Linked DNA regions of Homo sapiens: region 1 is linked to region 2. Evidence: chromatin contacts called from ENCODE Hi-C data. All regions are on one chromosome and are shown on one strand. Each heading gives the region's core, a stretch centred on a gene start or an enhancer-like site at or near the end of the contact. The rest is flanking DNA. Distances are from core to core; before and after follow the strand shown. Region 1 has its middle 280 kb from the start of SNORD151. Region 2 has its middle 380 kb from the start of SNORD151.

The links. Hi-C counts contacts between places; a loop is a spot of excess contacts on that map. Pooled maps may share reads with other maps.
Region 1: a loop to region 2 is called in a map of HCT116, with 10 times the contacts of the local background. The contact joins two enhancer-like sites. A Hi-C loop is called at or near these places in 22 of 168 maps with a recorded cell type or tissue (Caco-2, Calu3, GM12878 and 17 more), 25 of 37 single-sample maps with no recorded cell type and 29 of 50 pooled maps.

What each region holds. Positions count from the first base shown.
Region 1 is chr7:47,179,688-47,186,254 of GRCh38, reverse strand. No RefSeq gene overlaps it. Among named protein-coding and RNA genes, the nearest start is that of SNORD151, 280 kb to the left of the region's middle. Within about 2 kb of position 4,459, at least 6 of the 41 ENCODE cell types and tissues checked have a DNase peak (open chromatin) inside an H3K27ac peak, as active enhancers do.
Region 2 is chr7:47,084,628-47,091,027 of GRCh38, reverse strand. No RefSeq gene overlaps it. Among named protein-coding and RNA genes, the nearest start is that of SNORD151, 380 kb to the left of the region's middle. Within about 2 kb of position 2,092, at least 2 of the 41 ENCODE cell types and tissues checked have a DNase peak (open chromatin) inside an H3K27ac peak, as active enhancers do.

The DNA.
Region 1 (6,567 bases), core at 3,210-5,709, 93 kb before region 2:
CAGCAGGCTGAAGACGTTGCAGAAAAGAAGGAGGAAGGTAAACGGGATTCTGCACATTGTCACCTCCATGTTCAGACATTGCCTCTGATGAAATACCTTACTCATCTCCCCCTCAAAATTCTTTGAGAGTTCTGTGTCCATGACAAGCTCTCAGAGAGCCTAGTCGTTCTACGAGTGATGTCTGTGCTTCAGGGGCACCTTCCAGAAATGAACCATACAGTAGATGCCCAGTGCACACAGGCTGACAAGGAAGCTGTCAGGCAAGGCCCTGAGAAGGGAAGGGGCTGATGGCAGAAGTTGATCCGTGGCCTCCTGAAACCCGGAGTCATGAGGAGAATCAGACTCGGAGTGAGGAGCTGATGGTGACAGAGAGCAAGGAACAGTGGGTTCCAGCAGAGCACCGGCTTCTGAATGTCATCCTGCAGGCCCTGAGATGGGCAGTTCTGTCCATAAAAAAGAGGAATTTTATGTGTGCCTCATAATGCAACAGAAGAGGAATAAAATGTGCATTTTTTAAAAGTTGAGGTAAGTGTGTCTTGATGGGATTCTCTTGTGTGTCTTGATGGAATGTCCTTCCACCAGTAATAGCCCAGGACCTTCCAAAGCCCACTTTCAGTGGAGTCCACTCCGGGAGCCGTTACCCTCCTCCAGGAGCCTGTGGCCTTGCCTCTTGGATCCCCCAGACCCCAGAGCTCCTCTCATCCAGGCCCAGGCCACTGGCTTTTAATCTGTAGGCTTTGTGTCTTGGGCTTCCTTCCTTTCCTGAAACAAGTGTCCTCCCAGAGCCTGGCCCAGAGGAGCAAATCATTGTCAACAAAATGCTCAGTGGCCGGCCATAGGAGCTGACTTCCATGAATCACAGCAGATAATTTAAAAATATCCTGGCAGTTAAGTTTGATATGTCGAGCTCAGGAGACTCTCTGAAAGGTTACCCAAGTTTCTCCAACTTTCATGCCAGAAAACATTCTGAGTGCCAAGAATATGAACTCGAATAGAGCAACACAAGTACTAAGTAAAAATGGCAAATGGGGCTAAAAGGTAAAATAATCTCTGTGTAACAGAGCAAGATTGGGATTAGAGATCTGTATGCAGGTATAATTTCCATCCCTGTCCTTTAGTCTTTATTCTTAATTTCCTTCTTTTAGAAGGGGAAAATTAGTCATTGAGTCTTACGGATCTACTTATAGTGTGTTATGCTTATGTCAGGAATGTCGTAACATGAAGGACTCATTACTTTTGTATTTTTAATTCCCTAAATTGTGAAATGTCTTCTAAAGAGTAAAGACTATATAAACATATTGTACATTTTAAAGAATATTAATAATAATAATTAACGCAAATAATTCCTATAGAATTCCCCACACAATACCCTTAAATATCTCTGCACACCTTTCCCCAGGTGTTCTAGATGCCTCCTCCTCTCCCACCCCAGAGGACCCCTGCTTGGGATTTCATGTTAATCACATTCCTTTGCTTTATAGTCTAATCTCAGACATCCACTCTTCAAAACAATGCATTGCTTAGTTGCTTAGTGGAGCCTACTGTGAAATTTATGTACATGGAATTACAATGTGTCCACCATTCTGAAACTGACTTTTTATTCAGGCAATAGTATGTGTTTGAAACATTGTAACTTGTTGATGTAACTGTAGTTTATTAATTTCTCTGGTTTGGTCTTATGATTTTTCTTAAGCCTGCAGATGTGGTGAGTTCATTTACTGGTATTGCTCTATGATATTTCATGTGCGAAGAAGATACCACAACCTGTTTATTAATTGTACTCCCGAGGGAGTGCTGGCTGTTGCCTTCCCTCCTTGGTTTCCAGTGGGCAGAGAGCCATTCTGCACAGCTGGCCGTCTCCCAAGCACATGGGCACTTGTCTCTTTTGGGTGGAATGACTGTGTTGTAGAGTCTGTATATGCTCTGTTCTGTTAAATTTTGTCAAATTGATTTTCCAGGTGGTTGGGCCACGTTACCTTCCAGTTGGAAGTGTAGGGGGGTTTCCACTGCTCCACATCCTCACCAATGCTTGGTTTCTTATTTTTTATATTTTGCCAGTTTGATGGTTCAAAGGGGCACTGGATCGTGGTTCTAGTTTACATTTCTCTGGTACTGACGAGCCCCTTGGGGATAACTGGAGAGACGCTGAGTGACAGCGGTGGTCAGAACTGGATTCTGTAGGACGGGGTGGGGAGGAGTAGAAGGCTGCAGTGGCGGGGGGTGGGGCAGACGTGGGTCTGGCGCACATTCTTTCTGCTTTTTTCTCATTTGTATTGGTTCCAAGTTCAGTCTCAGAAGAATCACATCAATTCTGACTTGTAATTCTAGAGATCTCTATTTTCCAGAAATTTTCTATGAGAATCTTTGAAGCTTGAGGGCTGTGATTTTTCTCCAGGATGAAGGTTAAACCCTGTAAATGTGCAGAACGTTCTCCTAACAACCCATTCCAGTAAATGGTGCATGACAGGTGTGTAGGGCACTGTGGGTGAGGCTGAAGCATCACCCCAGATGCAGGGGTACATTCCTAGGAGCACAGACATGTGAACATGCTTCACCCTCCACATCTGACCCTGGGACTCACCCACTTCTCTCTACTCCCACTGCTCCCCTGGTCAGATGGCCCATTAGAAGGCTCAGGGAATGGTACCTTACTTTCATATAAAGCTGCCTTTACTGAATTTGCATATATTAATGATAGTATTCCAGCTTGACTGAAGCTGGGTGTGAGGTTTGTGTCTCATGGAATTGTTCTGGGAACTTCCCAGAAGGCATGTGAACTCTCTGACAACATTATAGGTACTCAATAAAGAGTAGCTAGTATCAATTTGCCATGTCTAATTGAACAAATACTATGACTAATTAACATGCTAAATGCAGGAGGTATGGTGATAAATAAAACAGTGCCTTGTCCCCTGAAGCTTACATTCTACTAGGGGAGACAGCTGCACACGTGAAACATATGAAGACATAAGGCAGTTTCAGATAGTGGCCCTTCCAACAGGGAGAGCCAGGTGGCAGAGTGAAAAGGAGAGGAGACAGAGCATTCCAGACAGAGGCAGAAATACCTGCAAATGCTCCCTGGTTATGAGCTCTGTGTGTTCTGGCAACAAGAGAAGTCAGGCAACTGCAGTGATGGTGAAGGTTAAAGGTCATAGAGATGTGAGGCTCCACCAATCCCAGGTGTGGGCCAAGGCACAGAGAGGGGAATGCTCTCTGTTTGTGTCTTATATCAGCATTTTGTGATAGGGTTCAAAGTTATACTCTCTGAGGGCTCCCACTTCCAGATCTAACAATACGGTAGATGCTGGGGAGGCTTAGGGTCTTCCTTGCTCCAACCCAGCCTGGGCAGGAAGAAACTTTTGATGCCTGCCATGGGGCAACATTAGCAGCCTCAGCTCACTCCAGCTCTTGTCCGGTATCTCTACTTGCATCCCATCAGTGGGACCCCAAACAGCTCTGGGGACCCCAGGGTGCAGGAACGATGCCCATCATCATGCTGGGCACCATGCTGTGCTATGGAGACCCTGTTGTCACAGAAGTAAACCATTGCCCAGTGGAGGAGGCCTACCCCTTTCCTCTTCCTGTACCATCACTCAGTGTCTGTGGTCCCCACCCCTGGCCTGGGGTTCCAGTGAGTCGTGGGTAATACTGGGCACACATTTATGAGTGTTTCTTACATGTGAATGCCATATGTGCCCCAGTGGAAAAAAAAATAAGGACTCATTTAAGTTTTTTATTATTTGGATCTTTTCCTGACACCTGAATGATGAGCATTGGAATGTTCTCACCAAATTTGTGTTATATAAGGACTACTTCTTGAATGTAAGATTTCAAAGGATGCTGAATTAGAACTTTGGCAATAGCAAAATACTTTTTTCCAAACCATCCCAAACTCTCCATGGATGGTGGCTTGTTTCCAATTTGGAATGGCTTCAGTTGAAGATGTTTTTTGCATTGGTCTTTGTGTTCACAGTCCCTGGTGAAGGGGCTGATAGGCTTAAAAGCAGCATTTGGGGAGAGAGAGAGACACACACAGAAGGAGAGAGGTAGGAGGGAGAGAGGCAGAGCGAGCAAGAGAGAGCTGTACTGTGTTCTTTCTCAGAAAGTACCTGGCAGGCTGGAAGCAGCTCATGTGCCAATATTTGAAAACTATAAATAGAGTCCTTTGGGATTGGCTTACATGAATTGGTAGGAATGCCAAGCTTGGGAAGCTGCTGGGGCATGGTGGGGGGAGAGCAGGGAACAGTGTGCTATTCCTAGGACAGGTAACGCCTCTCTTTAGTGTAGTGGGGAGGGCCCTAGGCGGACTGCAGAGAGGAGGAGCTGAGGTACAGGTGCACTGTCAGGTCAGACATGTGAGCAAGTTGGTGAGAAAATTCATTTGTTCAGCTTCATACTTGGGAAGCAGCTGTAGCATTCAGGGTGGGAATTCTCAGTCCTGCTGCAGCTGCAGCACTCAGGGAAGGACTCTGGGGCCGGGCTGGGACAGGGCTGAGCAGGGAGCTGGATTGAGGGAAGTTTGAAATCACGGATCTAGCTAACTCTTCTAATTTGATGATGGGGAGACTGAGGCTTGGCCCTTTGTTCTTTTTCCTGCACCACTGCCAATCTTTCATGGGGTAAAGACCAATTTTAATGCAGTTCACTGAGATTCTTCTGCCCATCTGTGGAGGAGGTTGGTTGGGGGGCCTGGACACAGGAAGACTGCCGTCCTCAGCTCCCCTAAAAGCCACTGCAGCACGGGATGCCTGGACTGGCTTCTCTCCAGCTTCATCTCAGAAGATAAAATGTCAAACTCAGAGCTATCCCACGCTTGTCAAAATGCGTCGCAAAGAAAACTCACGGAGACAAGCACCTAGGCATTTGCTAGTGTTCAATACTGTTCATTTGGTCCCAGCCTTAAGCCACATCATCAGAGTGCTCTGGGGACCACATGGCTTTCTTTTATTGCAGTACTTTTCCTGAATGCTCCTAAAATGTAATGTACATTGCAGGGACATTCTAAGACAGAGCCCTGTAAAATGCATGACTTTGCTCGCCATGAGGACATCGGTGAGGCTGTCCTTGACTACGCTACATCATGATCTCTGTATAAAGACCTCAGGGAGAAACCTCTGACCTCTCTTTGACTTGCTGTGTTTCTCCTTGGGCAGCCAGCTAACCTTTATACTGCAGACTCAGGAAATGGTGCCACTGATTCCGTGTCCCTTGATGCACTGGTTATACAATCTCACAGCCCAATATGCCCCCTCTTCTCTGCAAGTGCATGGTTATACCTACTTGTGGTCTTCATCCTTTTTTTTCCTTCCTGGCCATTGTGAGTCTGTCCATCTATGTGAGAGCTCTGGGTTCATCCTGAGCCATCCTGGTGAGGACGGAGAGTGTTTGGAGCTTAGGTCCCACCACCAACCTTCTTCCCTTTCTTTCTCTCTTTTTCTTCCTTGCGACCCTTCTAGCATCTCACTTCCTTCCTTGCCTAAGAATCTCATCCTCTAACTGCCTCTGACTCACTCTGGGATGATCAAGCATCTTTGGGATCTAATAGTCCAAGGTCCCAGTCCCAGTTCTATTGCTTATTACTTGGGTAACTCTGTATTTGTGGTTTAGCCTCGCTGAGCCTTAACTTTCTGCCAAATGAGGTAGACATAACCCTACTGAGGGCTAACACAGGGGAAAGCCGTAACCATGGCTGATCCATTATGGTTGCATCAGAAAAGCCAATTTCCTTGTCAATCAATGCCAAAAGCACTCCCTTCTGCATTAATCAGACCCCATCTGCCCTGCAATTTGTTTCTTAGAATTCAGAACAAAACAAAACGAAGCACAGAAGCCTCTGGCCATCCCCTTCATCCAGCAGATGGCAGTCTCTGATCAGGAATCTCTTGGCCTAGCTGCCATGGGAAACTGCTGCCCTATAGAGGATTTGTCCAAGAAAACCCAAATAAAGAAATATTATATATTATTTTCTACGAAGAACTTGTGTAATGAAGAGGAAACACTTTCTCCCAAGCAACTGATGTGGATTTCTCTTAGGTTTCTGCAAAATGCAGGTGATAACCCTTGAGGTCGCACGCTTTGTTTTCCGGGTGCATTGCCAGGTTACAGGGCACACCTATGCTCTAAGAGATCCACGACAGCTAGGAGATGGCTTTCCCTTGTTCTTCCTGATTTTCATCTTGGTATTTTCTTAGAAAAACAACAAAAAAAAGGCGCTGTGTCCTTGGTTACTGTGACAGCTGTGACTGGGATCGTCAGGTGGGAAAGGGGTCAGGTTACTTTCCACAGAAAAAACAGAAAACATCTGGTGCTGACATGCTGATGAATCTTCCTTCAGCTGCTATGGAAAATCTGGGACTGGGGTGGGGGTGTGGAGGCATTCTGCTGGCTCATGCAGAGGGGGAAGCTGAGAGGAACTGGGCTCATCTGCAGGTAGCAGGGCCTGGCCCCCTCCTCTCCTCACCCTCCTCCCCTTCTCTTTCTCCTTCTGCACTCACACATGCATATTCTATCTTTCACTTTTTCTATCTGGATGCAGGGGTAGCCAGCCAAGTGGATTCCTTGTCCTGG
Region 2 (6,400 bases), core at 843-3,342:
CATTCATTCCACATTGGGGGTTTGCTCTCCCACAGTATCTTTCATTGGAACCACAGCTCTGGGAGATTGTCTCCACTTTGTAGATGAGAAACAGGTTAGAGAAGTGTCATGTCAGAGCTGGGATTTCAGCTCCGGCTCCTGTGACCTTCCTGGCATGATTGTTCTCCAAGGAAGATGAAGGTGGCAGTGGGTGTTAACTCCAGGAGAATTCAGAGCAAGTGTGGGCAGCTGGGGGGATCTGGAGGAAGTGGGGATCCAGGGCCCATTTCTCAGGAGAGAAACTCCTGGGTTTGGGACTTATTGATGAAAGACAACAATGGGGTAGCCTGAGCTGAGGGTGCCACTGCCATGGAGAAGTCAGGAACAGTGTTTACTGCAAATGTGAGGTGTCATGCCTGGCCACCAAGGAGGGCCAGCGATGGGTGGCTACAGTTCAAAATATAGGTTTGGTGAGTGGGCCATGGAGAAGAGAAGGGAAGGAGAGGAAAGATTATACAGCCCTGGGAAACTGTCATGGTTTGGGAGAGGAGGAGGAAAAACAACAATAAAGGGCAGTGAGCAGTTTGTGGCCAGAGGTTCAGGGACATCCAGAACCATTGCATGTCTGGGGAACCAAGAGAGGGCCATTATATGAAAGGAACAGGTGTGGGAGCCCCAGCCAGGGGATGGGCAAGAAGGGGCTGGGAGAAGATGTGGGGCTGGGGTAAGCCTGCTGAAGGCATTTCCACTCTGCCTTTTTCTGGGGCCCTGAGGGGACTCGCTCTTGGCCTGCGGCTATACTGTGGGATGTCTCTGTCCCACCACAGTGTGTGCCTGTGAGTGAGGCTCAGCCTTACTCTTCTCAGTCTCCTGCACCTGACTTACACCTCCTTTCAGGAAATGACAATGAGGACATAGAGGTGTTTGTTACGGATCAATTTCAAGTAGAACCATAACCCAAAGGGGCAGCACTCTCACAGAATGATCGACTTCAGCCAAGGGACAAAAGGGTGTTTGCTCATAGTGGAAAAGGAGAGAGAGAAACTAAAAATTAGGAGCGGGAAGTAAGACTAAGTGCAAAATCCCTGAGAGATTCTAGGTGAGCTGGCCATCCATTTAGGAAGAGATGGGCTGTAGGAGTAAAGTCTCATCACTGAGGAAGGTGCCTGGGTAGGTAGTGCAGGAGGAACGTAACCTGTATCTTAACCAATCAGCACTTTGAAATCACAAAATTCAGAACTCCCTGAATTCTGGATCCAGCCAGGACTGGATCCTTTCATGGGTTGAAAGGCTCATTCTAGTCACTGGAGCTTATGGAAAACTAAAGAGTATTTTTATCATGAATATTCCATTTTTGACATCTGTTAAGTATTAGGAATATCTTAGACACTGCGCAGAACACGAACTGAACACTCTTGGCAGGGGCTGCTGGTGAGTGTGCTCTTAGGTAAAGTAAGCGGACACAGACCCCCTGTTCAAGAGAGGAAACCATGGCTGTGTCATCAAATGGGCCGCCCTGGGAGACACCTGAGCAGTCAGGACACACCCAGAGTTGTGCCTTCAGGGTTTTATCGTCTTTTCACATCACTTTTTCCTATTATCGTGTCATGCGTTCCCATTTTGCCAGTGAAGAGTATGAGCCTCAGAGAATTTATGTGCCATTTACCTGGTAAGTAACCAAGTTGGAATCAGAATGAGGAAATGCAGGGAAAATTTAAATTTCATTCCTTCATATCACAAATATCTCTTGACATGTGTTTAATTAAAGTAACGAACTGAGATTTACTCCATGGGGAAACTGTAGTCTCAATAAAGGCACTTGGGCAACTCCAACTCCTTGACTTCTGGTAGTTTACATTCTTGATGTGATTTTTGTATATATTTAGGAGGCTAAAGAGGCCAAAACCAAAAATGCAATCTTTTCTATGTATTGTTTAAAAGTGAATAAAAAGTATTCCTTAATTTGCTTTATTAGAAAAGTATTTCTTTTAAAATTCCTGATCCTTTATGCATTAGGGCGAAGGGTGAGATTTGCACCTTGTCACCACTAGATGGCAACATCTGAGCGTAGAGTTCAGGCTCAGCGCGGTGGGCACCAACATTCCACAGGGCGCCTGACATGCGGCCTGGGATGGCGCCTCAGAAGGTTGGGCCAGCCAGCCAGCAAGCACCTGTTCCCTGATCCTAAAATAAACCATGGCGGGTCAAAACTCCTAATTGGTTCTATACACCTCTGAAGCCCAGCTCTCCTCGCATTCCACCCTGCTTGAAAAACTAGCAATGGCTCCCTCCAAAGACTAATGTCACCTATCGTCCCCAGATAGAGATTTGATCAATCCTTATTTCTTGACTTTTTCTGTGCCCTGTGTTGGGGAGTGTGGTGTGTCCAGGCCCATCAGAGCTGGCCAGCCAGCCTGGTAGAGGGGTATTGCTCATGGCCATAGAGCCACTGAGCAGGACAGCTGGCCAGCACCCTGGACGACTGAGGATTCTGTCCACAGACACAGACTCATCCACAGAGCTTGTGAGCCATGTAGGACATTTATCCGTGTGCTTTTGGCTGAGTGCAGACATCCAGAGGGTCAACCAAATGGATTGCTTCAAGCAGGTGGCAGCGTGCCTTCCCCGGCATGCTGAGCTGCTGGCCTTCTCCCCACCTCAATTCATTCCTTGCCTGCCCACTACCAGACACATTTAACCTATACCTCTTTGCCACTGTTTCCTCACAGTTGGGCACAGCATTTGGCACAGCTGCTGGAGGAGTCTCCCTGGCCTTTCTGCCCTGAAGAAATCACTCCTGAGCTGTGTGGCTGGGCTCAGGGCCTTGGACTCTGCAGCTGGGATCTCTGGGTGGGATTCAGGCACATGCCTTGAAGCACCCAAGTTAGCAGCAGTCGTTGAGGTGTTTGTTAGTCTATGAACCTTTCCAGTACCCACTCCCTCAGTGGCTCACTGTTCCAGAGACTGCACCACATCCTGGCTATGTGATGTGAATGTCTGATTCATGCCTTCCAGGGCAAACAATCAAGTCAGAGGAAGAGGCAGAGAGATTCTAACATGAATATAAGGGTTGAAGTCCACGGGAGGTGGGGAGGCAGAGGGAGGATGATTGCTCCATCTGGGACTTGGGGAAAGGTGCAATTTGGTAGATAGAAGGACCTACAGGCATCCACCAGGCTTGAGAGAAGGTCCACGCACCCCCTCTTTCTCCTTCTTCAGAATTTCTTCTGGCTTGTGGGGCCTACCTCCTTCTACAGAAGTTGGATTGAGAAGGGTGGGGCTGTGCTCCTCCTGAGTGTGAGGAGATCCAGAAACCTGGTCCTTAGGCAAATGTCTAGGTCTTTCTTCACTTACATGAGGCCTGAGCTACTTCCCCTTGGGAGGAGGTGTGGCATTGCTCCCTCTCTTTGGCCTGGAGCAGGTAGCCTCATCTGGCTGTTCCCTGGGAACCTGGTACGTTCGCTTTCCACAGTGCCCTTCCCACACTGGCCTTGGTTCACATATGGGTAATCCAGGATCTAGCTATGGGTTGGGAAGGAGTCGGGCTGTGTAGTCATTGGCTGCTTTGGTTCTAAGTTTCAGGTCTTTCAGCTAGATGGAGTTCTCTCCAATGGCTCCAGCGAGGGCTGGGAAGACAAAATCTAATAAAATAAAGCCTGTCTCTTTGCTCCGCCTTCTCTCTATGAATGTCAGCATGTTATGAGTCTAATAGTCTACTTGGCAAATCATTCTTTCTTCTTTTATATAGTATGCAATTTCAAAGAAAATTTGTATTTGTTTGTAGTCTTGAGTTCAAACCTTTTAAATTTTTAGATGGCCAGAAAATTAATTAGATAGGCATGAACTTCAGTGTTTTGTTGGATGGCTGACGGTTACGAAGCTGTTAAAGGATCTTCACATGCTTTTGTTTTCTGTTCTGACTCTGTATCAATTCTTTTGAACAGCAATTAGATGACAATTAAAGAATCCTAATGGGAAGAGATCTCTCAAATGTCTGGTTCTGTTTTGCTTTGTTTTGTTTTCCCTGCACTCTATCTCTAGTGTCTCAGTTTGTTTAGGCTGCTATAAAATACCATAGACTGAGTGGCTTCTAAACAATAGAAAATATATTTTTTACAGATCAGGAGGCTGCAAAATCCAAGATCAAAGCCCTGGCAGATTTGGTGTCTGGTGGGAGCTCACTTCCTGGTTCACAGAGGGTGCCTTACCTTGGTGTCTTCACATGGTGGAAGAGATGAGGGAGCTCCCTGGGGCTCCTTGATAAGGGCGCTGATCCCATCATGAGGCCTCTCCTGTCCCCTACCCCGATCTGATCACCTCCCAAAGGCCCCACCTCTAATACTGTCACTTTGGGGGTTATTTCAATGTATGAATTTTGGGGATATGAACATTCAGACCACAGCACCTACCAAATGTAATGTGAGGCAGCATCAAAGTGCTCATGATTGCAAGTTTTCTGCTCAAAAGTGGGACATTCCTAATTGCCAGAAGAGCTTGGACCATCCCCAGAATAGGCATCACTCCCTGGGTAGGTGGAAAAACACAGAGGGTCTTGCCCACAGCTAACGGATGAGTTCTCTGAGGGATTCCGGTGGACTGTTTCAAGGCAGCGTTTTAAATCCTTTCTCAAGAAAGGAAATTGTGGGACCCTGGGGAAATCTCGTTACACATTTCTTTTGCCCTATTTGAAATATGAAGTGATGAGTTTTTCTGTAATCTTTCTATGGAGGCACCTATATCCAAAAGGACAAACAAGCAAGACTTGTAAATAAAGAAAGTTCAAGCAGCAGGTTTCCACTGTTACTCCTTTTTGTTCAATGAAAATATGCAGCCAGTCTTGCAGGAGTAGGTGCTAGAACCTCTACAGGCCTTGTTAATATCTAATCCCTTCATTCTACCTTCTCCCCTGAGATGGAAAAATCCCTATGTTGGTCATGTTCAGGATTTCAGGTTCTACTTTACATAGTTTTAATTTTAATAGACTTAGTAAAAATAACTGCAAGCTTGTGCTATGTACAAACACAATTTGTATGAATGAGTCAAGGAATCATTGCACATAACCCAAGAGGAGTTTCTGCAGGCAAGCAGAATTCACAGGGCTCGTGGCAATCAGGAAGGACTGAGGAGGCTCTCATGGAGTGGAGGGATTTGGGATTAAGGCTGTGAAGTCCAGTTTCACTCTACCTTTACTATGTAAGTACTCTTGGAAAATGTACCAAGCATCAGTTTGTTATCTGCACAGAGAAGGTAATTCTAACAAAAATATCAATTTAAACAACCACAGCTTTTGTGCACTGACTACTTCTCAAGGACTCACTAACTTATTTATTGTAACACAAGAAGTAGATGAGTCAGTGGGGAGGAAATGGGGCTTGAACTCAAAGTGCCTCTATCTCAAAGAGTAATTTGAATATTTTCCATGTTCATGGAAGCAGCTATAGGGAGGTGTGAAAATCTATCTGTGAAGAGCAAGCACTTCTTGAGAAGAATGGGATCCACATGAAAAAACAGACTCTCATGGTGTTCATGAAATTGAACAAAGACCATGCTATACACAGCAGGACTAGATTGTAAATCAAACAACCAGAGAGTCTCTTGTAAAGAAACATACTGAAAAGTGAAATCATGTTGCATGATGAACAACAAACCATCACTTGTACTAAATGCCAGTATTCAGGATATGGGGAAACTTCAGGACATGGGAAAAATAAAATCCTTTTAGCCAAAAGGGCAGTATAGGCCAAAGGAAAAAGGAAGACCATATAAAAATGAGTTCAGAAAACTAACTTTGAATAAGGGCCCAGAAGAAACTGGAATTCCACTGTAGGTGTGCCAAAGGGAGGGATTGACATTTACAGTCTAAGATATATGAAAATGTTTAATCTTTCATGAATCTTGTAATTTTGTCGAGCTCCACACTCTTCCCACAAGGTTCCAACATAGAAGATGGCAGTTGGTTATGTTTTTTAACTTCTGAATTTTACCTGTAAAATATATTCTAACTTGGGAGTCTTTGTCTTAGTAGGCCATGTAAATCTTTTCATTCTTTTTAGAGACAGTATGTGTGGACATACCTACACTACTGATGGACACTGAGGTTTCTTATAGTTTGACTTCCATAATATAACCTCCTTGTGCATATCTCTAACAGGGAATGCGTGTTTGTGTTGGACCTAATGCCTAGAAGCTCAATTATTGAGTTAATGATAATGTGTATTTTGATAGGTCTTGCCAATTTGCTGTTCTAGTAATTTTTGATAATTTCTACTTTAATTAAAATATATAAGTATACATTCCCACCATGGATTAATATTATCAATCACTTAAATTTTTGTGGCCAGGTGCGGTGGCTCATGCCTGTAATCCCAGCACTTTGGGAGGCTGAGGCGGGTGGATCACGAGGTCAAGAGATTGAGATCAT